Regions from separate parts of the Mus musculus genome. Here region 2 is linked to region 1. The links are chromatin loops, found by intact Hi-C in ENCODE. Cell type or tissue: left cerebral cortex. All regions are shown on one strand. Links, peaks and the distances in the headings refer to the core of each region. The heading gives the core; the rest is flanking DNA.

What was found. A loop is a pair of places that touch in the nucleus more often than their neighbours do. Peaks named below come from ENCODE experiments on the same cell type or tissue, not always from the same donor. Only the 100,000 strongest peaks of a DNase experiment are listed, where the experiment ranks them.
Region 2: it touches region 1 in a loop (3-fold over the local background); 3 of 42 quality-filtered maps call a loop at or near these places.

The regions. Positions count from the first base shown.
Region 1 is chr9:32,257,340-32,272,823 of GRCm38, reverse strand. Arhgap32 (Rho GTPase activating protein 32) reads right to left here. Exons shown (of 23, transcript NM_001370958.1): 22 at 15,126-15,484; 23 at 8,059-13,922. The coding sequence ends at 11,676. Among named protein-coding and RNA genes, the nearest start is that of Kcnj5, 79 kb to the left of the region's middle. In left cerebral cortex, for the core only: a CTCF peak has its summit at 7,730; DNase peaks (open chromatin) are centred at 3,942, 4,544, 5,210, 7,550 and 1 more place.
Region 2 is chr9:31,551,199-31,566,682 of GRCm38, reverse strand. It overlaps Gm31408 (a long non-coding RNA gene), which reads right to left and starts at 6,985. Exons shown (of 4, transcript XR_379214.3): 1 at 6,774-6,985; 2 at 1,830-1,994. In left cerebral cortex, for the core only: a CTCF peak has its summit at 7,038 (motif pointing left); DNase peaks (open chromatin) are centred at 6,607 and 6,984; H3K4me3 peaks cover 529 bases; H3K27ac peaks cover 746 bases.

The sequences.
Region 1 (15,484 bases), core at 3,612-11,611:
AAACAAAGTTTGGACAGTGCTGTTCAGAAGCACTGGCTATACTGTTGGCTATAGTTCAGGACCACCAGGTATTAACAGGGAGCTGGAGGGAAAGATCTTCTTCAGGAAAATGGCTCCTAGGTCCTGAGGGATGGAATCAACCAGGAAGCTCCACTAATAATGTAGTCATGCAGTTTCTGTGGTCCATGAAGAGACTAGTTCAGTGAAACAAGCACAGAAATTTACATTTTAAACTCCTTGCAAGAATGCTGGTGTGCATGGAGGTTTGCAAATGCTGCGGAGTCTTTAAGAGTCCATGAAACTGGAGAAGCTGGAGTCTGAACGTTTTGTGAAATTTTATAAAACACAGCAATAAAAGACATTTTAAAATTTCAATACATGAAGGTCTTTGGAACTCACAGGGTCCCCAGTTCCCAAACAGTGCTTATCAGCAATCACTTCTCAACCCCTTCAGGGCCATTGCTTTTTAAATCTGCTCTTGTAAACAAGTGGAGTGAAGTTGTGGACCCAGAAGATCAGCGGCTGAACCACTTGTTCTATAGTCAGCCACAGGCAGGGCTCTAGTAATCGGGGCACTCGTAAATAAAAAGTGTGCTGACAGCACCCTCTAGTGGCTTCCTCAAAGTCCTACTTCCATTTCAGTAAGCACGTTTGAACAAATTGTTTGTGGCCAGGGGCAGTTTACTTTGTGTCAAGCTCTCATGAAGCTTATAAACAAACAGACACAGTCATTAACTCAATAAGTAACTTCTGGGAAGTGGTATTTAAAGAATTAAGAAGGCTGTGGGGGCAATCCATGGAGGCTGTCTGGTGTGTCTCTGTGAAGGGGTGGCCTCCCGTGACTTGTGAATCAGAAATCTCAAAGACAATGAATCAGAGGCAGATTCTCTGGGCCATACCAGTGAGCTTGGATTTAGTGTGTGTGTTTGAGGATAAAATAAAGAGGAAGAATTCTCCAGGAGAGGGCACAGTAGCATTCACCATCCAGCAGACAGCTCTCAAATAACCTTTAGGAGACACTGATGTAAGTCTAGGATTCTACACATCCCATGAGATGTAGGAGGCATGAAAAGTTTGATTCAGTTACCCAGTTAGTGTTTTAGTCTCTCCTACAACACCCTTGCTGGACAAGAAGCTACCTCTGTGGCCTGTGTATGCTGCCGGTAAGCACTGTGTCCCTGAGCAATAACCGCAGTTTGAAAAGACACGTCTGATTGCTTCTACCATTGAGGGTCGTCCCTCATACAAAGGCACAATCCTTTTGTTCTAAGAGCTGTATATACACCATGAATAGCATATCCCACCTTCTCAAGTCTATTTTTCCTGGGGTGGGGGTCACAGGGGAGCTGAGTGTGCTGCTAAGGGATGGAGGAGGCATGAAGGTAGGAAACCTGTCTGGACCACAGTCAGCCACATTCTCTAAACTTTTCTGGACACAGTCAGCCACATTCTCTAAACTAAAGTGGGACTCAGTCCAGAGAACTAAGATAACCTTTAAACTGTAATAGAACCAGGCACTGTCCTGGCCCACTCACCTGTGATTCTGAGCTCAGTATTGGGAGCCTTTTCCTGGCTTCGTGGAAGCCACTCCTTGCATGTTTAGCTTCTTTGAAGAGTCAGAAAATCATACCTTTCAGCCTCCTAATAGTTATAAGTGCTAATAGAAGAGACCAATTTCCCACCACAATTAAGTAAGCAGTATTACGAAGAACTTATAAGGACAGTAACGGACTTGCTAGCAGTTCCAGGAAACTATGAACCACAGTCAGGACAATAACTTTCAGAAATTTCTTGTAGGTCTTGGGGTACCTGGAGATTTACCTCACAAGGTGCAGCACCAATGGAGCTCTGATAAAGTAGATCATTCAGGAACTAATTCTCATTTATCTAAATGTCGTCATTTCTTGGCATATTGGTTTTATGTTTGCTGAAACTATCTAAGCCCTGTTTTGTTTTGTTTTGTTTTGTTTTGTTTTGTTTTGTTTTGTTCTTCTCTCGAAGTTGCTATGCCTAGGGAAAAAAAAGAGATCTTTTTCCTCTTCACTGTCTATATTCAGAAATGATTTGTAGGGGGTGTGTATTGAGAGAAGGTCTGTCTCACCTCCAAGCAACCTGTCTTTCTAACTTTCCAGACACTCCATTCAGTTTTATGATGAGCTCTTGATAGCACATGGACACAAAACAAACAAGATTCATTCTTTCCATGGACAATGGTCTGCTGTCTCCCACCTGGCCAAGATGAAGGACTCTTGAGCATCTTCTTAATGCTTTGCAATGGACCTGATCATACTTCCAATAATTGTAGGGACTATACCAGACTACTGCTTAAAGCACTAGAATGGAATACTAAAAGGAACAGGAGACAGAAGTCCTGCCTTCTAGAGTCCACATTCCAGATGAGTAAGATAATACATAAATTGAGATAATAGCCAATCAGGGTTTGAGAGTGCAGTAGAGCATTTTAGATAGGATGACTGAGGAAGCCATTTCCAAGGCAATGATGAAATGAAAGAGCAAGGAACTGAACATCTGGGTTTGAACCTGTGCTAAGACTGAGTGGAAGTAAACTGACATGTTTATGGAAGAGCAACGGGGCCCATGAGACTGCAGTGACATGCCAGAGGGAAGGTGGTCACACTTGGCTTTCAGGCCAACTCTCAGGAAAGATTTGCTACGCTTTCCTCCATTTCCCCGGGGCTGGAGGAAGACATCATTGTCACTTCCAAAGGCCCCTCTACCTCCAGTATATGGTCAGAAAGCTGTAAATATAAGGCTGACCTTCTTTTCTAATGTGTATGGATGTTTTTCCTACATGTATGACGTGCTTGAGGAAACCAGAAGAAAGTATTGGCTGCCCTGGCACTTTTGTTGTGAACCACCACATGTGTGCTCACTGGAAGAGCAGCTAGAACTCTTAACTGCTGAACCATCTCTCCAGCCCCCAGAAACTGGGTTTGAGCCAGTGCAAAAGTGTGAGAGAGAGGGGGAGGGGGGAGGGGGAGGGGGGGAGAGGGAGAGGGAGGGAGAGGGAACCACCATGAGCAACAACACTGGTGAATACATTGCTATCTCTAACCTATTCTGCCTCTTTTTTTTTCTTTCTCAAAGCCTTATTACTCCTGTAGGCTGTCTTGGGTTTTAATCACTGGTCTTTGCTAGCAGGATGTCAAAACAGTGTTCTGCATGATGTTGTGTTTCCAGTTCCAGAATTCAGTGGGAGGATGAGTCGAGTGGAATTGGATGAAAGGTGACAGAGCCATGTGTTGTGCCAAGCTCAAGGTCTAGTGACCTTCCCAGGGTACATTCCCAACGAATGGGAACAAGAATGGCTCACCTTACTTTGCTTGTGGGATGCATTTGTACATATGTGTGGTCACATGTCTAGCACAACATGCTTATGAAAGTCAGAGGACAATGTTGGGTGCTGATCCTTGACTTCCACCTAGTTTAGGACATGGTCTCTGTTCTTCGCTCTTGCATATACCAGGCTAGCTGGTCCATGGCCTTCTGGATATTCTCCTGTCTCAGTTAATCTTGCCATAGAAGCTCTGGGATTACAGATGTGCTGTATATGAGTTCTATGTATTCAGAATTAAATTCTCACACTTGCATGGCAAGCACTTTTCCCATTCTGCTATTTTCATCAGGGCAAGTTTCATTTTAACGACTCACACCATGTTCTCCCACATTCAGCTCCTTACACCCTGGCTCAGGAATTATGATTCCAAGGATGAAAGTAGATATAAGGGATTAGGGCCTGCACGGGGAACTTTTACCCAATCACTGGCATCCACAGCAAAAAAGAAGCCTCTGTGTGTGTGCGTACATGTGCACACACTCGTGTGTATGAGTGCATGTGTGTTAAAGACACTGAGATTTTGATGCCATTACTTATTGCAAAAACCTAGTTTATGTTAACTCAGGGGTAGGGATGGTATTCCCTGCAGTTACCAGTAGCATCAGTCACCCAGGCACTCCTGTATCATGGTTTCCTGGTGTTTGAAGACACACATTGGGCCAGACGTGAGATAGAGAAAAACTGCAGGCCCTGGACTCAAAAACCTAGGGTTGACTCCCATTGAACGTCAGTTGAATGAGTCCAGGTATATTATTTACACTATCTGGTCTCAGCTCCTTTGTGTTCATAGTGCTGAAGAATTCCAGCTCACAAAACTGATCAGAAAGATTGATGAGTTAATACTAATGTATGCAAGATATTTAAGACAGCTTTGTACATACGAACTGATCACTAAGCTGTTAGTGCTGTTAGCACTTTCAACACTATTAGTGCATACTGTTCTTTGGACAAGCACTCGTTATTAACTCTGGTAAAATCTGGAAGAATATATGCACATCTAAGGATAATAGGAAACACGCTAATCATTCACCAAGTTTTATTAACTCAGTATGGAGAGGAAGGCAGAGCCATCTCTTTCTAGCATGTTTACATACACACAGACACACTTTTCTCCCTAGCATTTTTTGCCCAGCAATCCACAAACTCATTCTGTCTTGTGTTATGACTGGTGAGCCTATGAGCAATGGATCCAAAAATGGAGTACAACCACACAGATGCCTGCAGAAAAAAAAAAGTCATGGCTCTGAGGTCCCTGGGACCGTTTTCAGATACAGAAAACACAGCTCTGACACAGAACGTGGACACTGTTCAAGAGTCGCATGATCAATAAGGAAATAAAGGTTTCACTGGAAAGCTTTTTTTTTTTTTAAAAAAAAGTATTTTTGGCATTTATTAAGACCTTGTAGTAAGCAATTATATTGTTTAGAGACTCAATGTGATGTCTCTTTACTAAATTATGCCTTGACATCTAACACCAGAACCCCTTTCTTAAAAAGTTTATTAGCCATGCAAAAATAACAGCAATAATTTTACTTGCTTACTTACTTACTTACTTACTTACTTAATTTACAGACAGGGTCTTAGTATATAGCTCTGCTGGGCCTAATGTTTACTCTGTAGACTAACCTGGCCTTAGACTCAGAGATTTACCTGTTTCTGCTTCTCAAGCTCTTGAATTTCAGGATTATACCACCACTTGGCTCTTCCTTTTGAATTGCATCTGTGTGTGTGTGTACGCATATATGCCTGTCTATGTGGGTGTATGTGGAGGCCTGAAACTAACATTAGATTGATCTATCACTCTCCGCCTCGTTTTCTGAGACAGGATCTCCCATCGATCCTGGAGCTTACAATTTTGGTTAGACTGGTTAACCAGGCAATGCCTCTGTGAATCTTCCTGCCTCCTCCCTCCGTGAGGATTACAGGAACTCCCTGCATGCACAGCTTTTTACACGGGTGCTGGGGATGCAGACTGGGGGCCTCGGGTTTGTGCAGCCAGCACTTCACCCATTGAGCACAGCACAGCACAGCAGTCTCTTTCTTTTATGACTGACATAAAATAAACTGTAAATGAATACAACTGAAATGAATTAAAGCCTCACAAGCAACTGTTAGCATAGGATGCTCCTCCTTTTAGTGGCTGTGTGGCGTTTCACTGTTTTGGTGAACTCTGGCCCATTTGTCACTTGCTCTCCAACTATGCCTTTTAAGGAGGCACGTGTAACTCAGTCCTTACCGAAACTGTTGGTAGCTACTACACATTACTATTCCCATCTAGACATGGGGCTGTAGCACCATAGTACACCATGATGGGATTGTGTGGGTGAAGAAGTCTGTTAGTCTCACTGGTGGCCAGGTAGCAAAAAGAAGAGCAGGTATCCCAATACTCTTCTCAAACATTCCTAGTGAACTTCCTTCCATAAAGGCCCATTTCTTAAAGGTCCCACCACTGACTAATAAGAAAGTAGGCTGGAGACCAAGTACATGTGGGCCTTTAGAGAACATCTCAAGTCTAAACTCTAGCACTCAGTATTCCTAAAGCGATGGGAAACCAAGGTGTAAGCCAAGAAGTGATAGCGTTAAATGAACTAGACCCAAGTTCCTGTAATGAGAGTCAACCTATGAACTAGGCTGCCTTCATCAGCACTCAGCCTTGACCCCAGAACCCCACTGAGAGGCCACCAACACTCTAGGTTCCTGAGGCTGACTCCAGACCTATGTGGTCACAACCCTAGTCGCTCCTGCTTTCTAGGTGATTATTATGGGTCAGACATTTTGGGAACTACTAGCTGAGAAACTTCAGGCTTTTTCTTTTAATTGATGTGTATAAAAACATTAGTTGAATGAATCTGCAAAATCCTTGTTCTTAAATGTGGGTGTCAAATGTTCTTTATGGACTAGGATGTATGTGGGCATGTGTGTAAGTCAGAGGTCAGAGGTCAGTGATAGGTGCTTTCTTGGGTCACTCTCCACCTTTTGAGACATTCTCACTGAACCTGGGACTCAACTGTTTAGTCGGGCTGTACGGTCCATGAACATCAGAGTTTTGCCTGTTCGCTTAGCCCACCTCTAGTCACTATCTAGGATTTTTCTATCCATGAACAGGGGCAATGCAGAGTCTCCAACCACATGGCACCCTCACATTCCAAACTTCCTCCCACTTGGCCCCATCTCTTCAAGACTTCATTCACCACCACTCAATAGTGAAGTGCCACAGCTGGCGACTAAAGCCCTTTGCCTTTACAAACATCGGGACATTTCAGATTCCAACTGTCTTAAGGGATCCCAAACTTACCACTGCATCATAGTGGAATAATTTGTTTTGAAGTATACCAGAACCATAGTTTATAGTTTAAAATAGGGCTGCTCAGATGTCTTAGCAGGCTAAGAGTTTGCTGTCAGGTCTGACAAGCTTGACCCCTGGAATTCCCAAGACTGAAGCAAAGAACTGACCTCCTCTATACCTGTGATGCGCTGTGGTACGTACATATGCACACACACACACACACACACACACACACACACAGAGAGAGAGAGAGGGGGGGGGAGAGAGAGAGAATATGAAGCAATGATATTTAAAATAGAAAAATTAAGTCTTGTTTTTTTTAGGAGGCATGTTCTCACAACATGGAAAAGTATGACCAAGGGTCTTAATATTGGTGCTTGCACATACACTGGGTTCTTCTGCAGTGAGTAATTAGCAGCACAGTAAACTACCTTTTTATAGAGCAACACAAATGACTACAAATTCAAACACTGACACTGCAATTTACCATCAAGTCCTGACAGACATACATTTTGGTGAGGTAAGTCCTGCATTTTCATCAGTACCAAGGAAACTTGGTAATAAAATAATTGGAATGACAGACACTAAGAACATGCAGTGTGAGCGTCCAGCCTGTCTTTCTGTCATCTCTGTTGACCTTTTTCCATGGAAACACTACTCAGGTCTGCTTCATTTGGAGCAGGGTTGTTCCAGCATACACAGCATGAGTGGATTGCCAGGGGCACCCAGACCATACAGGAAACTCCTCAGTGCTGGGCAGAAGGGACAGAGCTCCACCAGGCTCTCAAAAATGATTTGAACTTACAGCCCACAGGAGAAGACTCATCTCTGGGAGTTAGCTATTAAGGTCCCCTTTCTCCCAACTCTTGCTGACAGTGAAATGGCATCGGCCAGTTAGACAACTGCATGACTCACATCTACAGCAAGCCACTTCACTGAAAGCCTGCTTCCACTGGGTGTGCCATGCCCAGCTTTGCCACAGGGAACTGAGTCTAGAAGGCTGGTTATTTTCTGGCTACTTCACTCTGAAAACAGGATGTCTGAGATGTGTTGTAAGTATCTGAAGGCATGTGTTTTTCATTCCAACGCCCCCTTTGGAGGATTCTTTGAAGCCAGTTGAGTTTCCTGAGGACTGCATTCTGGGTACCAGGCAGCAGAAGACAGCAGATCCGTTAGAGAAGCCCTAGGACACTGTCTGCTTAGATGTTCCAGAACAGATAGAAGGCCTATGCTCTAAAGATGAGTGTGTGAGCTGAGAGGAATGTAGCCAGATAGCACACTATAGCTCAGTGGACACACGGTATGACCTAACAGGCCATGTGATATGAACACCTAATCCAAACACTCCATCACAACTCCCATCTAGTTCATCTTAATCCATACTTCATCAAAAAGGAAACACATACACAAAGTCTGCTTTAACCTGAAATAATTCTGTTGATATTGGAATTGCTTTCAGTGGGACATTTGCTTTAAACCACAAGATATCTCCATCTCAAGTACAAAAATCCCTTTTCCCCCACCCACCCACCCCAGCCAAACAAACAAGGAAACAAACAAAACCCCAAACCCACAACTCAGTTTCAAATAAGTTTGGAAGAAATGAGACTGTAAATATTTACACAGGGGGCAAGAAGTAAATCACAAAACTATTTACAAAAATACACAAGCTTATATGCATTAACAATTTACACCAGTTCACAAAAATATTAAAACATAAAAAACACTCTATAAATTAAAGAACTCAAAGGTATGATCTAAGACTTCCTAGGATGCGTCTCTCATGCAGGGCATGGTTGAAAATCAGGTTTCGCTATCTCAGAATCTAAACTGTAAAAACAATCATTTTTTTTTAAATCTCTGAACATTAACAGTACTAATCAGATAAGGAAAAGACCCTCTGTGCACACCAACATTATCTTGCATACATTAAAATACTTCATTCTTGACATTTCCGTAACACACAGTACTGACGATCACATGCCTCTAACCATTTGGAAGTAACTTTCTGACATACTTCAGCTTTCTTTATTACTTTCTTGCACTCTCTGCTCAGGTGACACTTTGCCATCATACTGAATGGGTGACCAATAGGGCTGGAACAGAGAAATGGACTTTACAGGAACCTTCTCTGAATTCACTGCTGCTTCCAAACTGACAACCGGCTCTCCTGCTCTGCTCACCTTCCACGTCCCTCCTCTGCACAGAATTAGTCTTGGGATTTTTTTTTTAAACCTGACCCTACATTTTAAAAACTGTTTTACCATTGTAAGAAATGTGCAGGCCCTGCCCTTGGAACTGTCTCAGGGACTTCTCCAAACAGCATTTAAAATACATAAATGTATGTTTTAAAAGAAACTGAACTCAGTAAGAAATAAGGCTCAGATTAGATTTATTAGTAATAGTAAGAACATGATGGATGCCCCTGGAGCTTCTAGCTGAGCTCCTAGACTGCTATCTAGGAACATCTACTTCAATCTAACCAAACCGTGGAATTTCGCCCAAAAGCTAAAATCTGGAGACATGGCTGAAAAAGTTCTAGTGGGGTGAGATTATGTTTAATGTGTAAGGCAGTTCCACTTCCATGACCATAACGCTCCATGCCAACACTTGAAAATAACATTCAGTTCCTGTGTTTGTGAGGTCACACACGAGGCGGACGACACTGAGGTAACCTGGCTCACAGTGATTTGCCATCCGATTTCTGCCCCCACAGAATTAGAGAAACATGTGGGCAAAGCTGTTCAATAGCTGAATCCAAAGTTAAGGCTGGTGCTACATACAGTAAATCACTTTAGACTTCATCTAAAGTTTGTTTTCATAATTATACCAATAATCTGAATTATGATTCTATCTTTAAAATACTTTTTCTGACATTTCTGAACCCAAAGGATGTTATTAATAAAGAAGTTGTTCTAAGGAATCAACCTTAGTATTTATAAAAGAGACTTTAGTTTCAGGAGCAAACACTACGTGTGACAAACTAATCCACAAATATCAAAATTGGCCTGGACCTTGTAGCACTTCTCTTCAGGCAAGGCCTGAAGTTACAGAAGCAACTTGTCTCACTCACTGTGGCACTGGCCTCTATCCCTCCATCTGTGCTGCTAAGGATAGTGTTCAGGGCTGGTGTAGTCTTCCAGAGGCCAATGAGTTGCCTCCTTGACAAAAAAGATGACTAAGGCTACAAAAAAATTTTAAAAAAGGTGTCTGCCAACACATCTACACATCTGTATGCCACGTGGCGGCACCCATCAGGTTTCCGGACACTCTGATAGTCAGGTCTGCACTTTTAATGCAGATGCCCAAGTTCTCATAGACCTTTGCATGTATTGGTGTTTCCAGATATCTGCTTTGGACTTCATTGTTACTCTCTGGTCAATCTGGGAAATAAAGAAAACCTCGTAGACTATCTCCAAATATGAGCATGTTCTTAAAACTTTAATTCTAAATATATAACCTTAAAATGCAACTATATGATTTAATTACAAAGACTGCCATAAACCTAATCTTTCACAAATTCACAGCAGTCACAGCAGCAGGACTTTAGCCTCTTGAAAGATTTCTTCCTTTGCTCTAAATAAAAGATACTCTAATCCAAAAAAGCCAGAGCAGCAACCATCCAGTAAATGGAATGAAATCTCCTGTGTCTCCTACGGAGTATTTAAAAGATACAAATGTACAAAACTCAAGTATCATCATGATTTATGGAATGAAATGCCAATCTAACTCAATCTAAACACAGGACTGCCTGACCAGTCTCCACTGTCTAGGGTGAGATGGGCCGAGAAAACCAGAGGGAAGCTGGGCCAGAGGTGCCACATCCCAAACCCAGTAAGGAATGCAACTTTCAAAACAAAGTCCTGGGCATTCACATGTTTAACACGTCTAGAGAGTTAGAAAGAACTATTCTGAAATGCTGGTGTCGGTGACAAATGCAGCAAGCCTGTGACCGCACAATGAGGGGAGCCAAACCACGCGACCCCCAGAATGCCAGTGGATGAGACGGACTGTGTACTGAGGAACAACGAACAATGTACAGTTGCCTAACAGACAACTTCTAGGGATCCTACAAATTCCCAGGGGATCTGTACTCTAGGTCAGAAACATAATAGTGTGTACATTTCTATCCCTAGAAAACGGATTTCTGTAGTTAGACACGCTGTCCTTTCTTAAGGAGAACACTGTGGATGATTCTGTACTGGCACTAAAGTGTGCGGATCTTGTTGTGGGCCATGCAGGCTGGTAGCACACTGGAAGCACTACTGATGCTCTATGTTAGCAGAGTTCACTGACAATACATATGAACTTCATCTTTCAAAGAAAGCTCCTTAGGAGCTCCCACCCTGTCAAGAGAACAATTATTGACAGTGCGGAATATGGCTCACATTGGACCTGCTACTTACAGTGATGTGGCACTAAATGCTGAAAATCCTAATTCCTTTACCTTTTAATCCACTAGCAGTCTAAGTGACGTAGCTCAAGGATCAGGGAGTTTTTCTCCTCTCTAATTTAGAATACTAGACTCCTTTGTGGAGAGGGATAATGAAAGCAGAAAAGAGTGGAGAGTCCACCTGGGCAGGCTACACGGCCCTGGACAGGGGAGTGGGAACACAACAAGAAATGCGGAAGCCCACCAGGAAATAGAGGCAAACTGCTCTGAGCTAGGTTGCAAGTGCTAAGAAGGAAGGGCAAAGTTAAATTCAGTGGGTTAAAGGCAGTCCTTGGGGTCCTAGAGATCAGCCCTATAGAGCAAGTAGGGTCTACGGCCGGCGAGAACTTCTTTACTAGGCTTTCAGCACAGCACTTTACATCATCCAGCTCTCTGTAAGGACAAACAGCACAGCCTGTGATGGATAAGGCGGTAATGAGTGGGAGGGGAAGGTGGTGATTTGCTTTTATTATACTTCTTTCATGTGGCCAAGGGGTTTGTAGCTTTTTTTTCTTTCTTAAATCTTTTTGGTTATTGGAAAAAAAATAGAACAGTCCACTGTCCAGCAGAGGCTGCTTCAACTCTATTGCTCCCGGGGCTCATTCTGCATGGATCTGCGTGTCGGGATGTGGCAAGGACAACTCTGTGGGCAGGAAGGCCCCCTGACCCAATGCTGTGGCGTATGTCCTGCTCTGTGGATGGACAAAGCCAGAGGGCACATAGGCCCCCATGCCCGCCCCTCCAAAGCCTCCTCGCTGGTGCTGGGGCAGGGAGTGGTAATCCTCCAGGTTATCATACTGGGACACAACAGTCATGCTGCTCTGGCGCTTGCTGTGTGTCTGATACTGGTATAGCACGCTGGGGTCCCTCTCCAGGTTCTGGGTATGGTGAAGTTTTAGGCTGTGACTCCTCTCTGGTTTGGGGGGTGGGACCATAGACTGAGAGAAGTGTTCCTCCTCCTTGTAGCAGTCTCTGGAGTGTTTCTCAGGGCCAGGTGGCTGCCTGGCTCGAGGTCTGTCCAGATCTTTGGGAAGCCTCACTTCCTTGTGGTTCAGGGTTAGAGACCCCTGCCCTGATGTCATATATTTCCCAGAGTTATGGTAGTTGCTTGGCTCAGAAGTGTCTGGCATCCCTTTGGACCCATAATCTAACTGGCCAGCTCCCTGGGGATAAGGTGGTCCATTTTTTGATTCACATAATTGCCTATGGCTTGCTTCCTGATGCGCCCTGTGCTCTGGGAGGCTACAACCCATATCGTGAAGCTTTCTGTTCCTAAGGCTGCTTTGCTTCTGCGGGAGGGATGGCTTTTCTGCCTGTGTGCTGCCATACCCTCCATGATGGTGGGCTCTGTCAAATTCGGACTCTGGGTGCTTCCTGTAGAAACGCTCGTCCCCCTCAGGACTGACAGCCTTGGCTGGGTGCCGTCCCTCTTTCCCCTCTGCCACAGAGAGAAGTCCAGTTTTCCCAGGATCTGATTTGCTGCGCAGATGGATGACATAGATCCCTCCCAAGTCTTCTTGCACAGCTGGTGTCATGTTGTCATACTGCGACATGATAGGCCCTTTTACCTTCTGCCGTGCTCGGCTCTCTCGGCGGATGGACTGCATGCGGTATTTTTCCATGTCCTCAAGGTCCCATGAGGTGTAGGTGTGCTTTCCGTCAGCAGTGGGGGGCATAGTGACTACATTATGGTCATTACCAGAGAAATAGCCAGTTGCATTGGCCCGTGGGCGTGGAGGCAAACCAGCATAGTTGTACACGTTCTTTCCTTGTAGCCTTGGATTGTAGAAAGCAAAGTCCCGACTGGACAGGCGGTGGAGGGGCCGCAGCTGGACTGTGCCATAGGCATCGACATCACACAAGGCCCCCTCAGGACTGTAATAGGAGCTGGAGGAGCTGGAGTACGGACTATAGCGATAATGGACCCGTCCATTCTCAAAGTAAGGCTGAAGCTGAGTTACGTGATAGTCTGAGCGGGCCTGGGAGGACTGGTATGGCTTATACTGGTAGACTGGTCTTGGGCAGTAGGCTGGTTCATCATCTGGGGGAACTTCTGTCCGTGAAATGGGAACAGAGCGGATCATGGAAGGTGGGGGTGCATGGAGGGACTGTACCCTCCGGATGGTAGGGTAAGGTAGAATGTCTTCAGGGCAACAAGGATTCCTAACCGAGGAGCCCAGAGAAGAGACATACTCAACCCGACTACACGGCTTGGAGTGGTGTCCAGACATGTTTCTTCCCGGCGCCACATAGGTGTTATAACGAGGACCCATGGAGGCTGGTGGCTCTGACCGGGCACCATATACCTGATGTGGCTCCAACTTATTGTGGTGTGGAGGAACACTCTGGGGGCGAAACTGGCAGTTTGGAGTCATATTGAAATGCAAACAGTTTTCTGGACCAAAGGGCTCTGCGGTGACATCAGGCCTAGCAAAGGAGGAATAGGCTATCTTCTGAGAAGCATGCTTAGGCTGTGAGACGGGGAGTGGCACGGGCATCACATCATCCACTGAGGCTGACGAAGGGACAAAGGAGTGGTAATTTGAACTGCTGGTGGCATCTGCAGCGCTGGAGTGCAAGGCAGCAGCCATCTTGCTCTCCATTGTCCGTGTTGGGGGAACTGGGGCAGCAAAGCCACAGGAATGGCCAGGAAAAGACTCAGCACGTAAGTGGAGTGGTGGAGCCCTGCTGCTTTCCCGAACCTTCTCAGGCAGTCCAGGCTGAGGAGCAGAGGCGCCCATGGGACACTGGGCAGCAGCAGTGCCATCACTGAGGAAGATGGGTGCGGGGTCACCCATGGCCCGAGACTCAGGTGGCCTCTCGGGAGCTGGAGCCGTTCCCTGGACCTGTGGGAAGACAGCGATGTTAAGAGTCTGTTGTTTAACACCAACCCCTCAAAGCTAAATGCTAATACATTTATAAGGGGCAAACCCAGGCTATTTGGGTGACAGCTCAAACTTTGTCCAAGCTCTTCAGTTACACTGAACCTGACCCATAGCCCCCCAAAAAAGAGTATGTGTGTGTCTACACAGTACGCTATTACCTATGGAGACATGTGTAGTGTTTGCTAACTCCTGCTAGGGTTGAAATGTGAAGAGAGACTGCCTACAATGGTATCTTAATGTGCAGAACCAATGACAGGATTAGGCAAAAAAACCAGTGCTGGGCCTAAAAAAAATAAACATCCTACCTATTGGTCTCAGCACCAAGAAGATTTTATTTAATGAAAGCAGCTGATTTTATCAGCTGGCAGGAGTTTCAGAGTGACTCAGTTCCATGTAGCAAGCAGTTTTAAACTTCCAGATACAGGGAAGAGTTTCAAAGTGACTTGTCTGCAGTGGCAGCATGTGAGGGCTTACTGCCTCTGCGTTTTGTCCATCCTGTCAGTGGGCCCACAGATAAAATATGTTGTCCCTGAGAGGTAAGTTCTACAGCTAGTACCCTCCAGGAAGGGCCAGAATTTTAACTCCTTTTGGTTAAGGTTACCACAAAACCTGTAGGAATTAGGAAAACTCTTTGGCACTCTGTATCTAGCACTCCCACCCCCCCAACGCAGGCATTTGAACTATGCAACACAGCTGCTCACAGCAGGGAAATAACAAGAACTCCAGATATCATCACTCCTTAGACCTCTGAAAGCCCTGGAGATGAAGTACCTTCAATACAGACATCAAGGGTTGGGTAGTCACAAGGTGGTCACATGACTCACTCTCAGTCACCTGAACAGTGAGGCAGCTGGAAAAGACAATCACTACTGCAGCCCTGGGCTCCCTCTGCCTCATTCTGTCAGTGTGTCCCCGTGAAAGAGCTCAGTGCTTCAGGAAGGAAGGAGAAGCAGCAAGGATAGTTAAGCTGCAGTCACCAGGGGCTGCTCTGTCATTACACAAAGCCAATAGCCAGGCACAGGCAGAGACCGCCTGCTTCAAATGGCAGATTCCATGGAAATCTGCCACCTGACTGACACGCATCTGACTAAAAGATAATACATCCTACCGAATGGCATACCTTGGGAAAAGTATACTACTTCACTGACTTCCTCTCTAGCTTACCTTGTGGGAATTATTTAATCCTATACTTGGTGCTTCTTGTACCTGCCCCACAACTGGTGGCTGCTCTGCAGGCCTCTGGGAAGGAGGTGGAGGGAGGGGCCGATTAGTTCTGTGCGTGCGCTGAAGGGTGGCAGCCACAAAATCAGCAGCCGAGGGCTGCTCAGCCAGGACCCTGCTGGCCTCGCTGTTGCTCGGTTCCGCTCTTGCTGGAGTTGCCATCATGTAAGCCATGGTGGCTGTGCTGGAATTCTCTTCAGGGGACCCAGAGAGAGGGTGGTGGGCTTTGTCCCTAGGCAAAGTAGAAGGCATGGGAGATTTGTCTGTAAGTTCTGAGGAATGGTGGGGTTTATCCACACTGG
Region 2 (15,484 bases), core at 3,149-11,148, 710 kb after region 1:
GGGCACCTCCCGGTGGACGCCGGCAAGGAACAGCATCAGCCGCGGGCCCCGTGCCAATGCACAGAATCAAGGCGATAAAATAATTACAAATGAAAGGGAGATTAGTGAGCACTGTGGAGACAAATGCTTCCAAAATGGTTCTAGAAATCTCCTCGGCGTGTTCTCAAAGGAGACTTCGCTGCAGCTGCCATCTCCATGGTGATCAGGCAGCAGATGCTGGGCCAGGATCACTCTGGACACTTGTCAGAGCCACCCAACACCAGCCCGGGAGGGAGACGTAGGCCAGTCACCTTGGCATCGCAGAAATGCACTGGCCGTAAGCACGAATTTATTTTCCCATTTTTAGTGCCCCTCCCTCTCTCTTGGCCTCTGCAGAGTCCCCCTAATAAGTGGGTGACAGCTGCCGAGAGACTGGTCCTGTCTGGCAGTTGTTCTAAGAAATACTCCAGGGGAGTTGAAGCCTAGTGTGGCTAAAACGTCCTTTGCAGCCAAGATGTCCTCTTGCCAGTCTGTTAATTTTTCCTCAAAACTTTATTTTGATGTCTTGTGAGACTGAGTCGGTATCGAGCAACGCTTTGGGATGAACTCTTCTTTCTGGCCCGCTGTCTCCATTACCTTCCTCAGATCTCCTCTGATAAAGGAAATCTAAGCCACAAGCCATTGGCAGTTGTCAAATCGTGAGTCACCACAAGCTACCAAGCCACACGCTGTAGCATGAACTCTAAAACAGGTAAGAAGGCCTCTCTACCTAATGGGACAGAAAGCCTAAAATGAGGCCGTGCATGGTCTATAGGATATATTTTCCGGAGCTGGCAGCCAGGTACCTCAGCAGTAGCACAAGCTAGGGATGGGAACATATTTAGAATTAGCAAGTCTAACTATGCAACACGCGGCCCAGATTGAAATAGTTAATTTGTTGGAAAGAGGAATGCTGAGAAGCCCCAACACAAAATTCCAAAATATCAAATGCTCTATAATCCAAACCCCAAACATTACCATGATGCCCCATGTGGAAAACCCTATACCCGACCTCGTGTTCTTATCAGGAAAGTCCAGGATCCACATGCAAAGAATGCTTAAAATTGTGTGAACTCTGCTGACACAGCGATATTACAGAAATACAGAGGAGCAGATACTGAAAATGAACAGAAAATCTGCATTCTACCATACTGCACTCAAGCAGCTCAGAGTCTAGCTGAGGGGTGTTGAAAGAACACGACCAGGGGTACTGCAGAGACTTCAACAAAAAATAAATTAATTAATTAATTAAAAGAGGCAGGAACACCAAGTGTCCGGGTGGTTTCCACTGAGATTGAACGTGCCTGAGTGCACTTTTGCAAAGAAAGCTTCAAAGTTCTCCTGCAAGTTTCAAATGAATCTGAATCAAAACTGAAAGAGCAACAGGCTTAAAGTGAGAAAAGGACACGGAGAGCCGGAAGACATGCACAGGCTGGCTGACTGACCACGTCCAAACACAGCTCCGAGCATGCTGGCTCCCCGGGGAGCCTGAGGGCTGCCAAGGTCTGAGGCTTTGTCTCTGGGTTAGCGACTTTCTCCAACTTCCTTTAAAAGTAGCCAACTTTCAGATAGAATTATACACAGAATCCCTATAGCCAAATCTCAATCAAAATGAACATGGTCTGAGTAGAGCAGGTTGGTTCAATGTTATCTTTCCTTAAGAACAGCAGCTTCAACATCCTACAGTGGGTTGGAAGTCTCCTGTCGGCCGAGCTTAAATTCTCTGCCTAGGCATTTGTGAGCCTGTGGTGGCAGTGGGTTTCCTCAATTTTATATCCTCCCCGGTAAGATCATGAGTGAGACACGCCTACCTGCCCACCCCTGCTTCAGGTGCTGTTGGGTAGCTGTTTCCTCCGGGAAGGGCTTGACCGTGGCCTTCCTGAATCCGAGCAGCTTGGATGACCTGCGTAAGTCTCTCAGGATCAGAGTCAGGGCTCCAAAGCCTTCACAAAATCCCCACATATTCCTTCCTTCTCCTAGGTTACAAAGAGGCAGACAATCACTATGGTTGAACTCTCCAGTAGTGTAGCTTCCCAGACATCACCCAGGAGGACTCCTTAGTTGTATAGCTAGCTACCCATATGTCACACAGGAGACTCTTCAGTGGTGGATACCCATACATTGCTCACAGCACTTCTTGTGGTATGGAGGCTTTGAGACACTCATCCTCTTTAAAGTTATTCCAATAACTCATTGGTTTACTAAGCTGTGCTTTCTTTAGTCTGTTCTTTCTTTAGTCTGTCAGTACTCTCCTATCTAGGGCAAATAGATATTTCTTTATACCCCCCTAGGAAAGTCATGGGACAGATATCATCCTTGGCTCCTGTCTCTCCATCAGTTTCTCACTGAAATCACGCACTTGCTTGGCCCTTTCAAAGCCCGCTAACTCGGAACTGCAAAGTACAAGGTCCTATCCCAGGAAACTTCTCTAAGCCATCAAGTATGAGCCCACAGAGCCTCTGCCCTGGTTCCATACTGTACCAGTGAGGCCAAAACCTATAAAAGGCATCTAAATTCACTCCACTTTGCTTGAGCCCACTTCAAAGCTAAAGGCAGAGCCAAGAGAAGAAAATTCCAGGGCTGTGTGTTTATGGCAGTGGGGTGCATACCCTGGAGCAGTTTCTCCCAAGATTGAAACACTCAGTCTAAAGGGAAGTTCTTCAAGACAAAAGGTTAACATCTCAAAACAGCTTCAGGAAGTCCCTGAAACTGACCAGATTCACTACCCCAACCAGATATGTAAACAGTAGAGATTATTGAGAGTCACTCTCGGCCAATCCCAGACCCATCTGGAGAAGCAGAGACCAGCCCAACTTTCGAGAAGAAACCAAGATCAGAGTGTCTTCCTGGAAGAGGCTCGGCCAGCTGAGGCACCTGGAAAGAGCCCTCTCCAACCTGTTGAGCTGCCTGTAAAGTCCTCAGTGTGCTCCAGGGTCCCAGCTGTGTGAGTTGTCACCCATGCTGGGGTGGGCCTTGGCGATGCAGCTGTCTGAATCATTTCTGCTCCTTGTAAGTAAGCCCTCGCCCATACTTTTCTACGTGACCCCAATAAAACTCATTGGTTGACCAAGCTGGACTTCAGTACCTCGGTCTGTCACGAGCTCCCTATTTAGGTAAGTAAATGTATGTGTTGGGTATCCCCAGGGGAAGTCCCATACAACAATATACAACAGTGGTGTGTCTTCTGAAGTACCAATCCTCTCTCTCTGAGGTCTGGAGACAAGTGTCTATTTGCTATCAGGCTGGCATATGTATAGTGCCTTGTACTTCATAGACTTCTGAGGAGAGGCAAGACCAGCTCCGGGGAATGGAGTTTAACCTCACTCAAGTCCTCTGCAGCTATGGGACAGAAGAGGCATTGCAGACTTGGGGAAGGGGAAGCCATCCTACATTTGCTCTGGCAAGAGTTACTCAGTAGAATGAGACAGCCCCTGACCCTTGGCCTCTTTGCTTGCAGTTAAAAGGGTAGTGATGGCCTAAGCTCACACAGGATCTACCTATGAGACACACCCTGGAGCTCAGTGGTAGAAGCTGTGCTTGCCATATTGACACAGAAGTAAAAGCGGGCCAGGGTGGAAAAGTCGTAAATCTGTCCTCCACATCCCGCCTCCTTTTGGTGGCACATCAAGTTCTGACTTTTTCTCGGTACCTTCCTTCTCTAGCTGGCCGCTGCCCGCCATGCTCTAAGGTGCTGACGTAGCATCCCATGCTGCCCCAGTCTACCTTCTTCTTTAGCTTAAGCATTTGGCCTCTGGCTCCACATCTTATCACAAATCCTTGAGAACAGAGACCATACCTCATCTTGGTCAGTATCTCCCTGGGTATCACTGTGACAGCAGTAGATCTCCATGCTCTTAAGATAAATAGAAACTGTATCAAAGGCTGGGAGAGGAGAAGCAGAGGTGACCAGCAACTCCCTGATGGCTGAGCTCTTGCCTAAAACTGCCAAGTGCTGTTGGAAGCACCCGAGCCACTTATCTCATTTCACAACCATCTCTTGAGGTGACCTGTGTTACAAAAGAGGTGATTTAACTGCGGGCATAAAGTGAACTTCTTAATGTCATGCCTCAGCCAAAAGTCAAGGCCAGGATTTGAACCCAGTAAACTTCCAGCCCATGCTCTGCCATGTGTCCGACTGCTGCAGAGGGAAAGCTGTCCCTTGTGAGTAAAAAGTAATGGGGACAAAAAATCTCAGGGGAAGAACACGGACACTTACTTTCAAAAAGAAAGACACTCTACCCAAGTCTGTTCTCATGGCCCAGCCACCATGAGGACAGTCTGCCTGCCACTGAGCTCAGCTCTGTGTCCCCCACCCCACCCACCCCCGTTACTGACAAGTTAGTACAAGTTTTCCTCTGCCACTGCATGAATTGGAAAAAGGTGTGAGACAGATAGGAAGTGTGCATGTGCCCATGGAGTATATCCCCAGACCAGAAAGCCTGAGCTTTCGAATTGCTTGTTGGGGTGGACCTCCAGGCAAGCTGTGAACCCACTTGACAAGAGAACTCTCTGTGACCTAGGCAAGCTAAGCACCCCACGTTAAGTATCCCGCTGTCTGTGTCCCTTCTCACTGAAAGCTTGTTTTGACATTTTTTGCAGCGCTAACTTAAAAGAAGATATTTGAGGTACCAGAATCTCAGACCTACAAATGCAACCGAAGTCACCCGAATCCACCACTCTGCAAGAATCAACCTGTTGGTAGGTGTGGTGGGATGTGTCTATAACCCCAGCACTGGGGAAGGTAATGCAGGGGGGTCATGAGTTCAAGACAAGCCTGGACCATATGACTAAACCCTGCCTCCAGACGAAGAAGGCAGACAAAAATAGTAAGAGGGAAAAAGAAGGATGGGACGAAGAGTGTTTGAAACACACAACGCCAGTAGAACTTCTGGTAGGGAAAGGAGGGATGGTTTTATTAAATAGCAACCGTGTGTGTGCATGTGTGTGTGTGTGTGTGTGTGTGTGTGTGTGTGTGTGTAAAACAGAAAGGAGTCAAACCAATTGCTTTATTCTAATAAGATGTCAATACAGCTCAAAAATATGAAATGATGTGCGTTTTTATCCTCCCTCCACCCCACTCAGCAAATACCCGTGGAGTGAGGTGTGTCTGCTGTGGGCTAGGTTTTGCTCTTCAGTTGTGTACTAAAGACAAATGTTAAGGTGAGCGAGCCTTGGGGAAAAGAGAATTTGTAGGCAGATCTAGCCAGATGACAGAAGAATAAGTGCATACAGTATAAGTTTCAGATGCATGGGACAGATGTGACTTTGAAGTGAAGGTATATATCCATATCCACTCTGTAGCAGAATAGTATAGTATAGTACAGTACAGTAAGGTATTCTCAACAAACTTACAGGGTTGGCTTTCCTGCCCACACTCCATGACTGAGAAGCAGCCCCAGTGAGCACTGAAGCTACCTGCCAGTACTCTGTTCTTCTGGCTCTATAGCCCAGGATGTTGTCAGGGTCCACACATGCTTCAAAAGGTGTCAGAGAGCGAGTCTGTGACTATTGCGTTTTCCTCCTTCCTGCCCTTCTTCAATCTCTCTACAAAAGGGGCAGAGACCTGGACAGGTATATTCTGGAAAGAAATCCTATCACGCGTGACACGTCTGCTATACGATGTGATTTAGCCATGGAGGACAGTGGCTATGGGACTCGGTTTATGGAAGGTGTCTCTGGCTGTCCATCATGTGAAAGCAGAAAATAAAATCGTGGCCACTGGAGCCTTTGGAAAACGGAAGTGGGGACTTACCAACAAGTGTAAGGTTGTATACAGTTACAGAAGATGGGTAAGGGCTGGATATCTGTCCACCTGTAATGCCTAAGGTTTTAAGATATGGTCCTGTGCACTCAAAAACATGTTAAAAGAGTGGATCTCATCTTAGTGTTTTTATCACACACACAAAAATGACAAGCATAAGGGAACTTGGGGAGATGGTGGACGTGGCATTTACCTTGACTGCAGAGATGGTTCATATGTAACAAATGTCCAAGCTCACAGAACTATGTGCAAGTTTTTATATCAGTTACACTGCAATAAGCCTATTTAAAAGGTAGCGCTTGTGTAGACTCTTCTCCATTCAGCAATCCTTCTCTAGCATTCAAACAGACTTACTCTGACCCAGTTCACATCTATTCCTGTTTGAAGAATTTCCCCCACTTCTTTTCTCTTGCCCTTGGGAAATTAGCTTCCTGGTCACATACCTATGGAGGTAAATAGAGGGCCTCCTGCATACTCCCTGGCTCCTAGCTAGAGTGGCTTGAAAAAGGAGGATGCTCTCAGCCTATCTCCACCCAGACCCAGATGGAAGACAGCTTTAGGGAAAATGTCCTGAATTTTACGTTTCGTTTCATAGGCTTCCAGCGTCCACTGAGGCCAGTGCAGCCTACACCTCACTGAGGTAAGTGGATTCAAGCAAGCTATGACTTTCTGTTGCTAATTTACTTCGCTTAGCATACTGTATCCCACGTTTATCTAAACAATGCGAGCAATTCATGCTAGCCCTGGATGGCGTGTTCAGAGGCTACATCTCTGCATCTCAGCTGCAGTCTTGCACTGACAGACAAATCCCAGGGTGGAGTGGAGACGCCCCCGTTGTTCATTGTGCTTAGCTTCTTCGGAACGCCCTTCATGCCTGCTTTTCCAAGGTCTGGCACCCTCTCTCACCTCTGAGAATGGAAAAAGACTAAGAAGCTAGGATATGATACCATTGTGAAATGATCTTGAACTGGGGTGTGTGGGATCAAAGACATACCTCAGAGGACCAGGGAATGAAGGGATGAAGGCTCTCTTGCGCTTCCCACTGGCTGCTGCAGGAGAGCCAAGCACAGGCTGTAAGAAGTGCCTCGTGGACTAAACCTACGCGCTTAGGAACCTAGCTGTTTGGAGTCCCGGGAGATGAAGCTGTGTGCGCCTGTACAGAGGAAGGAATATGCTGGCTTTCATTTCCTGGTCCTTCAAGATGTAGCAACTAATTATTCCGGCGCAACAAGCACCCCCTGGTGGTCATAGGAGGTGTTTCCCATTACAAAAGTGTGTAAACAGCACCATCTACAGTTCATAACATATTGCAGCCTTGCCAACGAAATTCAATTTGCTCCCTTTCATTAAGTACCTGTGAAACAAAACAAGGGTGAAAATAAAACGCAACTCTTTAATAATGTGTGTTCCGTCTCATACTGAGGTATAAACGTCGAACCTCGCGTAGCCACGAACAAAACGTGGATTCTCAAGTTAAACGACTGAAATCTGGTCGTAACTTTTTGAGCTTAGGAAAGTTAATACGGCAAAACTTTGGGGATTTTTTTTTTATCTGTAAAGAAGGTTTTGTGTTTACTTACAGTACTGAACCAAAGCTTAAATAAAATAATACACATAAGATAAAATCAAATATTATAAAGTAAGTTGGTATAATAAATAGGCTTTAAATTACAACAACAAAAAATTCACCCAGAAATGGGGAGTGGGTGTTGTTGAAGCTGTGAACTATTTCTGACATGGGTTTGTCAAATGAAAAACAAGAACTCTGTAAAGTATTTTTTTTGAAAAGTATCCTTTCCTCTCTGTAGAATGATTGAGTCCGACCCTCCTCCAAAAGATGATCTGCCCCTTGGGCACAAGGCCTTGAAACAAACTTCTGTCATATAGTTGCTGCACAAGCTATGGATGGTTACCCTTCCCTTAGTGAGGACTACAGGCCATTACAGAACCTTCTGCAATCTAATAATAATAATAATAATAATAATAATAATATGTTAATTATTCTTGGTTTCTGTGCATGAGACTCGTCTTAGCTGCATGTATGGATGGGCACTGTATGTGTGGCTGGTGCCTGCAGAGGCCAGAGGAGGGTGTGTGATACCGGTACTGAGACTGGTGTTAAGGATGGCTGTGAGCTACCATGTGGGAGCGGAACTGAACCCTGGTCTTCTGCAAGAACAGCTGCAGGTCCTGCCTCAAGGCAGAGTATTCTCCTCCCGGGTAGCCTCCAGACTCCATCTGCAAGATCAGCCCTCCCTAGAGTCCACCCTGACTCTCACCCCGACAAATTTGGAAGCCAAGTTCTCAAAATATTTTGACACACACACACACTCAAACCACACAGAGCCATCCATCAATATGAAGGAGAAATTAGTCCCAGGACCCTCTACCAATATGGTTACCCAAATCCAGAGACGCTCAGGTCCCTTCTGTTGGTTGCATGCGGTCTGTGCCTGCTTCCCATGAACTTCATCTCTGAATTATCTAATGCAATGCGAATGCTATCAGATAGTCTTGTACTGTAATACAACACCTAATACAGTGTAAATGCTATTAAGTAGTTTTTACACTGAATCGTTTAGAGGATAACGGCAAGGAGAGCAGGCTGTGCATGTTCAATACAAATATGATTTATTTCAAATACTTCGGGTCCATGGTCTGTTGACTCCAGAGCCACAGAAGCAAAGGGGCAACTGAACATGTACATATAGATGCTTTACTGCTTCTGTTTCTCTGGGTGTATCGATACTGCATCTTTATTCAACACACCAGTCTAGAGGGGGTTGACTCCTGGTGCCCTCATTCACTTTGATTGTCAGCTTGACATAAGCTAAATTCATCTGAGAAGAAAGGCTCCATAGAGGAATTCCATAGATCAGAATGGCCTGTGAGCACATCTGGGGACTGGGGTTGTCATAATTACAAATTTATACAGGATTCCCAGCCCACTATAAACAGTTACACCCCTAGGCAGATGGCCCTGGGAGTGACAAGACAGCTAACTAAGGAACTGAAGACATGGCTCAGAGGTTAAGGCTACTTGCTACTCTTACAGAGGACTGAGTTTAGTGTCCAGGACCCTTACTGGACATCTCACAACTGCCCTTAGCTCCAGCTTCAGGGGATCTGATGACTTTTTCTGGCCTCTACAGTCACCAGGCACTTATGTGGTCACACACACACACATATAAACACAAATACACACACATATAAACACACATATACACACATACACACACATATACACACATACAAACACACATACACATAAACACACATACACACACATATAAACACACATATACACATATACACACAGACACACATATAAACACACATAAACACACATACACACACATGCACTCAATGCAAACAAATTAATCTTTCTTTAAAGAAACAGAAACACAGCCTGTGAATGAGCCTTCTATCAGGTTCCCCCAACTTTCCTCAATGACCAACTATAAACTGGAAGTGTAAGCCAAATAGATTCTTTCTTCCCTATTATTTTTGGCCATAGTATTTGTCACAGCAATAGAAATCAAACTAGAAACACCTGAGGATTCTGGGCAGATAAGCTGCTCTCTGGGAATGGGAGCTGGCGCATCTGGGGCAGGGTCCATGGCCTAAGAAGATGGGGTTGCTTTTCCCTTATTAGCCTTGGAACTTCAAGACATGGTGTTTGTCTTCGGTGTAGCTTGAAAAGCATAGCTCCTAAAAGGAGGAAACTAGAAACGGCTCTTCTTAGCCATCTGATAAGAGAGTAATTAGCACTACAGGTTGGCAAGGACAGGCCTTGGCAGTGAGGCAAAAGGCAGGTAAGATAGACAAGGGCCAGAGATAGGCTAGCTCTTTTCCCAGGAGGGCCAGCCAGGCTTCAGATGAAACAGGAATCTGTGCTTAAATTGAGGCCGAATACCATGCAGGAATTCCAGGTATGGCATGTTGGTGATACGCTCTGTGTCTTTGCTAGGGGAGTCAGGGAATGTTCTGCCAGAGCTCTTTAAACAGAAATACAAGTTGACTGCATGCAGAGCCCATGGCAGAATGGAAGCCTCAGCTTGTCTGGCCTTCCAGGACAGGCATACCTCTTCCCGGGAACTCCATTCGCAGACTGTAACCTCAGTGAGCCAGAGGCTCCACACACCCATAGAGTGACACAGCACTGGTGCCCAAGAGCTGTGCATTCTGACACACAGCATGAAAAATGTTCCCCCAGGGGTCCCAGAAACACTGCTTACAGACTTCAGACAGGCTCGAGACTCTGCAAGAGAACAGGGTATAAAAGACAGTGAACCTGTGATACTGTGACCACCTATGAAGCTGCTAACAGTAGTAGGAGGTCACCTGATGAGACGGAATCCAGATCACCACGTCCCTCACGTCCACTCCCTACACTTGTCTGCCATCTTTTTTTTTTTTTTTCTTTTTCTGTTTTGGTTTGGTTTGGTTTGGTTTGGTTGGTTGGTTGGTTGTTTTTTGTTTTGGTTTTGGTTTTGGTTTTGTTTTTTTGGTGGTGGTGGTGGTGGTGGTGGGTTTTTTTGTTTGTTTGTTTGGTTGGTTTTTTGGTGTTTTTTTTTTTTTTTTTTTTTTTTTTGGTACTTTTGAGACAGGGTTTCTCCATATAGCCCTGGCTGTCCTAGAACTCACTTTGTAGACCAGGCTGGCCTCGAACTCAGAAATTCGCCTGCCTCTGCCTCCCAAGTGCTGGGATTAAAGGCGTGTGCCACCACTGCCTGGCTAGCTCCCCGTATTCTGCACCCCTAGTCTTTCATATCATGTGATCCACTATCGCCTTTTATTACGTTTCTAACTTGACTTAATAATGACAGATTTCCAGGTAGCTTCTTCATGAACCCTTCATTTGGCTAAGCCTTCCCTACCCCCCTGTTCCTGGATCCCCATCACACCACTACCTGCTTGAGCCTTCCTGTCTCCAACATTCTCCCCCTCTTCCTGCAACCTCACCTGTAGTCTACTATCCTGTAGTCTACTATCCCTACTCCCTGAACGTACTCCCACCAGTTCTTTACTAGTTCCCTAATTTTTCACACATATTCCAGGCTAAACACATAAGACCCGGGTCTTTCAGGAGCTTGGGGCAGGTAGGAAGTCATGAGAGACCGAGTTGAAGGAGTTTAGAGGACCCAAGACCTGAGCTGTTTCAGCTATGTACTCAGTGTTGGTGCAGGGAACCCGGAAGGAGGAGAAAGGCTGGGAGGTGAGCGTAGGTTGGAGGGAAGCCTTGGGGCAGGGGTAGTGAGTGAAGGAGTATGAAGTAGGGTAGTGGGGGGAGAGGCAGGGAAGGGATAGATAAAGGTGTGGGTTGTTGGGAATATTAATGGTGTTTTTTTTTATGTCGTTTAAAGAGCATTTTCTTGGGGTTGGAGGGATGGCTCTGTAGCTAAAAGCCCCAGTTGCTGTTTCAGAGGACCTGGGTTTGATTCCCAACACCCACATGGCAGCCCACATAGGTGACTACCCAGCACTGGATCCTTCACGCTCCAATAATGACCTGCCAGACAAGATGTTCTACTGGTGCAATGTGGTATGACATTGCTAGTACTCAGCCATAAATGGAACAATAATATCAGCTCTATCCCCTTTCAGGAAAGGGGAGCAGAAAGTGCAGGATGGAGGCTAAGGAGGAGTGCTGAGACAGGCTAGCCTCTGCACATGGCATGGCTGCTACATGAACTCACAGCAGAGGTGGCTGCCCACACAAGACCTCCACGGGATCCAAAGAGCTAAAACTCCCATCATGAAGGTGGCTGGATAGATGGCTCAGCAGTTACAATCACTGGCTGCTATTTCAGAGGACCTGGGTTCAATGCCCAGCACCTACATGGCAGCTCACGACCATCTGTCACTTCCTTCTAAGGGGTCAGATACTCTTTACGGGCAGGTACCAGGCATGCACCAGGATACCTGTGTGCAAAATGTCCATGCAAATAAAATTAAAGTAAATGAATAGGGACTAGAGAGATAGTGCAGCAGTTAAGAGGACTGGTTGCTCTTCCAGAGGTCCTGAGTTCAAATCCCAGTAACCACATGGTGGCTCACGAACATATCAGGGGATCTGATGCCCTCTTCTGGCATGTGGGTGTACATGCAGCAGAGCACTCATACATTAAATACATAAAGTTTTAAAATAAATAAAATAACTTTTAAAATTCTACCATGGAGGGGGAAAATTCCCAACCCCCACCCCTAGCTACAGCACCCATGGCAGCTGAGGGCTGCTGAGGGCTGCTGAGGGAGAGGTGGCCACTTTTCCTGGGGAACAGACATTGGTAGGTTGCCCAATATAGGCAGCCCTAACTGGACTGGGCAGGTTATGAAAAATATTTTAATCTAGAAGCTGGCAAGATGGCTCAGTGGTTTAGTAGAGGACCTGAGTTCAGTTCCTAGCACACACTTTGGAAGGCTCTCAACCACCTGCATCTCTAGCTCCAGGGAACCTCACACCTTCTTCTGGCTGTCACAGGTATACACGCAAGTGTGTGTGTGTGTGTGTGTGTGTGTGTGTGTGTGTGTGTGTGTGTGTGTTGGGATGTAAATTAGCACATTAGTTACTACAGAGAACATGTGGAGATGCTGCAGTAAATTCAACAGAGGAACATTTTTTTTTCCTTTTGGTTTGGTTTGGTTGGTTTGGTTTGGTTTGGTTTGGTTTGGTTTGGTCTGGTCTGGTTTGGTTTTGGCTTTTCAAAACTGGCTTTCTCCGTGTAGCAGAGCCCTAACTATCCTAGACTTGATTTGTAGACCAGGCTGGCCTTGAACTCACAGAGATCCAACTTTGATCTCAGTGCTGGGATTAAAGGTATGCACCACTGTGACCAGCTTTAATCGTAGAAACTTTTTAAAGACACTTGCTGAGACAGATCTCTGTATGAGTTCAAAGCCAGCCTGATCTACATAGCAAGTTCCGGGCCAGCGAGAGCTATATGGTGGGACCCTACCTCAAGAAGCAAAGAACAACGACAAAGCTTCTGGTTTGCTGGTTCAGTGACACAAGAAGGTCTGTGAACCACACTCATGGGAAATTCAGACTGTCAGGGGCCCATATTCTGAAATCTGGCCAACAGCACACCTCTAGACAATAGGGATGAAACTTTGAATCAGAATGTACAGTATTCAGAAAGGTGGCAATGTAATCATAGCCAGCGTCTACAGGGGACATAAACACAGGTTCTGAGCAGCACACCAGATCCTAGGAAGGATCTCACAAGGGCTGGACTAGGATTCAGAACTGGACTCCTTCTTTTGAAGAAGTCCCCAGGGGTGTGGATGCCTGCATATGCAACTGGATCTGAGAAGCACCTCCCACAGTCCAGACTAGCTTCTGTAATCAAGCCTCCTAAAGGAAAGCCTGCAGGCAAGAATAGTGTTTACAACACAGCCCGCAAAGAACCACCCAAGGTCTGACCAGCATTGATGGTCCAACATCACAAAGGAAAGTCCAGAGCTATGATGGGCATCTGGGATCCTGGCCAGTGTTCTGCTCTGAGAGGAGTACTGAATAGACTGTGGTACCACATCAAGCCAGCAGAGGAGGAGGTGGTGGAAACTCTACTATTGCCCAGCCCCTCTAGCACACAGCACACCACTCCCACTAAAAGAAAACTTTTTTTAAAATTCAGGGCATAGGGATGTGGCATGTTTCTGCGAATGAGGTGCTTGCTGTAGAAGCATGAGAGCCTGTGTTTGGATTCCTATAACTCTACAAGAGCAGGAGTTTCAGCTCCTGCCTCTTAAGTCCATCCCTGGGGGGGAGGGGGTGTGCCTGAGAGGCTTGGGCTGCTCAGTCTGCTGAAATAGAGAGCTTCTGGGTTAAGAAGAGCGCTCTCTCTCTCTCTCTCTCTCTCTCTCTCTCTCATATTCTCTCTCCCCTTTCCTCCCTCTCCTTTATCCTCTCTCTCCCCTCTCCTCTCCTCCCTGTTTCCCCTCTTTCTCAACCTCTCTTCCCTCTCTTTCTCACATACAACTGAATGAAATAAAGAAGTCTACACAAAGAGATATGAAAGCATAACTAAACAAGGAGATCCTGGGAGTAAAAATTCAACAAGTCAAATAAAAAGCTCATGAAAGCCTCTCCCACAAAATGGGTGACAGGGAAAGCCGAACAGCAAGCCTTGAGGACTAGGTAAGGGAATTGGAATAATAAGTCGATAGCAAAACAAATTAATAAGAAGGTACAAATGGAACATTCAAGGTCTATGGGACAATATGAAAAACCAAATCTTTAAGCCATGGGCATAAGTGGAGAATAATGCTATGCTAAAGAAATAGAGAACATTTTTAACAAAATCATAGCAGATAAATTTCCAAATATAGATTTTAAATGCCCATCCAGATACAGGAAGAATATGAAACACAAAAGAAATAAAACCAGAAAATAACACACCTGACCCATAGTATAGTTAAATTTAAAAAGTGCATAGAAAGCTGCAAGAGAAGCCATCAAGTCACATATAAAGACAGATGCTGAGTGAAACACAACATCTGTTCCCAAAAAACCCAGAAAGTCTTTTGCTAGCAGGAACAGGGACAAAGGACACCTGCCTAACCAGTGGCTGGGGTTTGTTCCAGCCAGCCCAAGCCCTGTGCCATCTTGGGTGAGAACTCAGTGGAGGGTCCCAAGGTCCTCAGAGTACTCTTCACACTGCAGGCACCCTAGTACACCCAGGATCTTGAGATCACTGGTGAGTGGAATGCAACATCTGTTCCATAAAACCCAGAGGGTCTTGTGCTAGCAGGAACAGGGACAAAGGACAAAGGCAGGCCCTAGAACACCCAGAATCTTGGGATCACTGAGACCAGTCTACACAGGAGAGCACATGGGTGACAGAAGCAACAGAGCTTCTTGGACAGGATCCCTTCAGGCCTTCATCCTCAGCCAGGAGGCAGAGCTGAGAGCCAGACCCCTGGGCACCTTACCAGACAGAAGAGAGTCGGCCTCCAGGAAGGGCTCTGACCCCGGGACTCAGAAGGTGGATCTGAGCTCCAGACTTCTGTGCACCTTCCCTGCCAAAGGAGAGTTTGCCTAGAGAGAGTGCTCTGACCACTGGAACTCAGGAGAGAGTTGGACTCCAAGGAGTGCTGACAGAGGCTAAAGAATCACAGGAGGAACAAGCTCCGGCCAGACACAGCTAGAACAACTAACACCAGAGATTACCAGATGGCAAAAGGCAAACATAAGAATTTTACTAACAGAAACCAAAACCACTTGGCATTATCAGAACCCAGTACGCCCACCACAGCGAGTTAGGGATACCCCAACACACCCTAAAAGCAAGATTCTGATTTAAAATCATATTTCATTGTGCTGGTAGAGGATTTTAAGGAGGGCATTAATAACTCACTTAAAGAAATACAGGAGAACACTAAAAAACAGGTAGAAGTCCTTAAAGAATTGAAGGAAAACACTGCTAAACAGGTAGAAGTCCTTAAAGAGGAAACACAAAAATCCCTTAAAGAATTACAGAAAAACACAACCAAACAGGTAATGGAATTGAAACAAACAAACAAATCCAAGATTTAAAAATGGAAGTAGAAGCAATGAAGAAAACCCAAAGGGAGGCAACTCTGGAGATAGAAACCCTAGGAAAGAAATCAGGAATCATAGATGCGAGCATGAGCAACAGAATACAAGAGATGGAAAAGAGAATCTCAGGTACAGAAGATTCCATAGAGAACACAGACTCA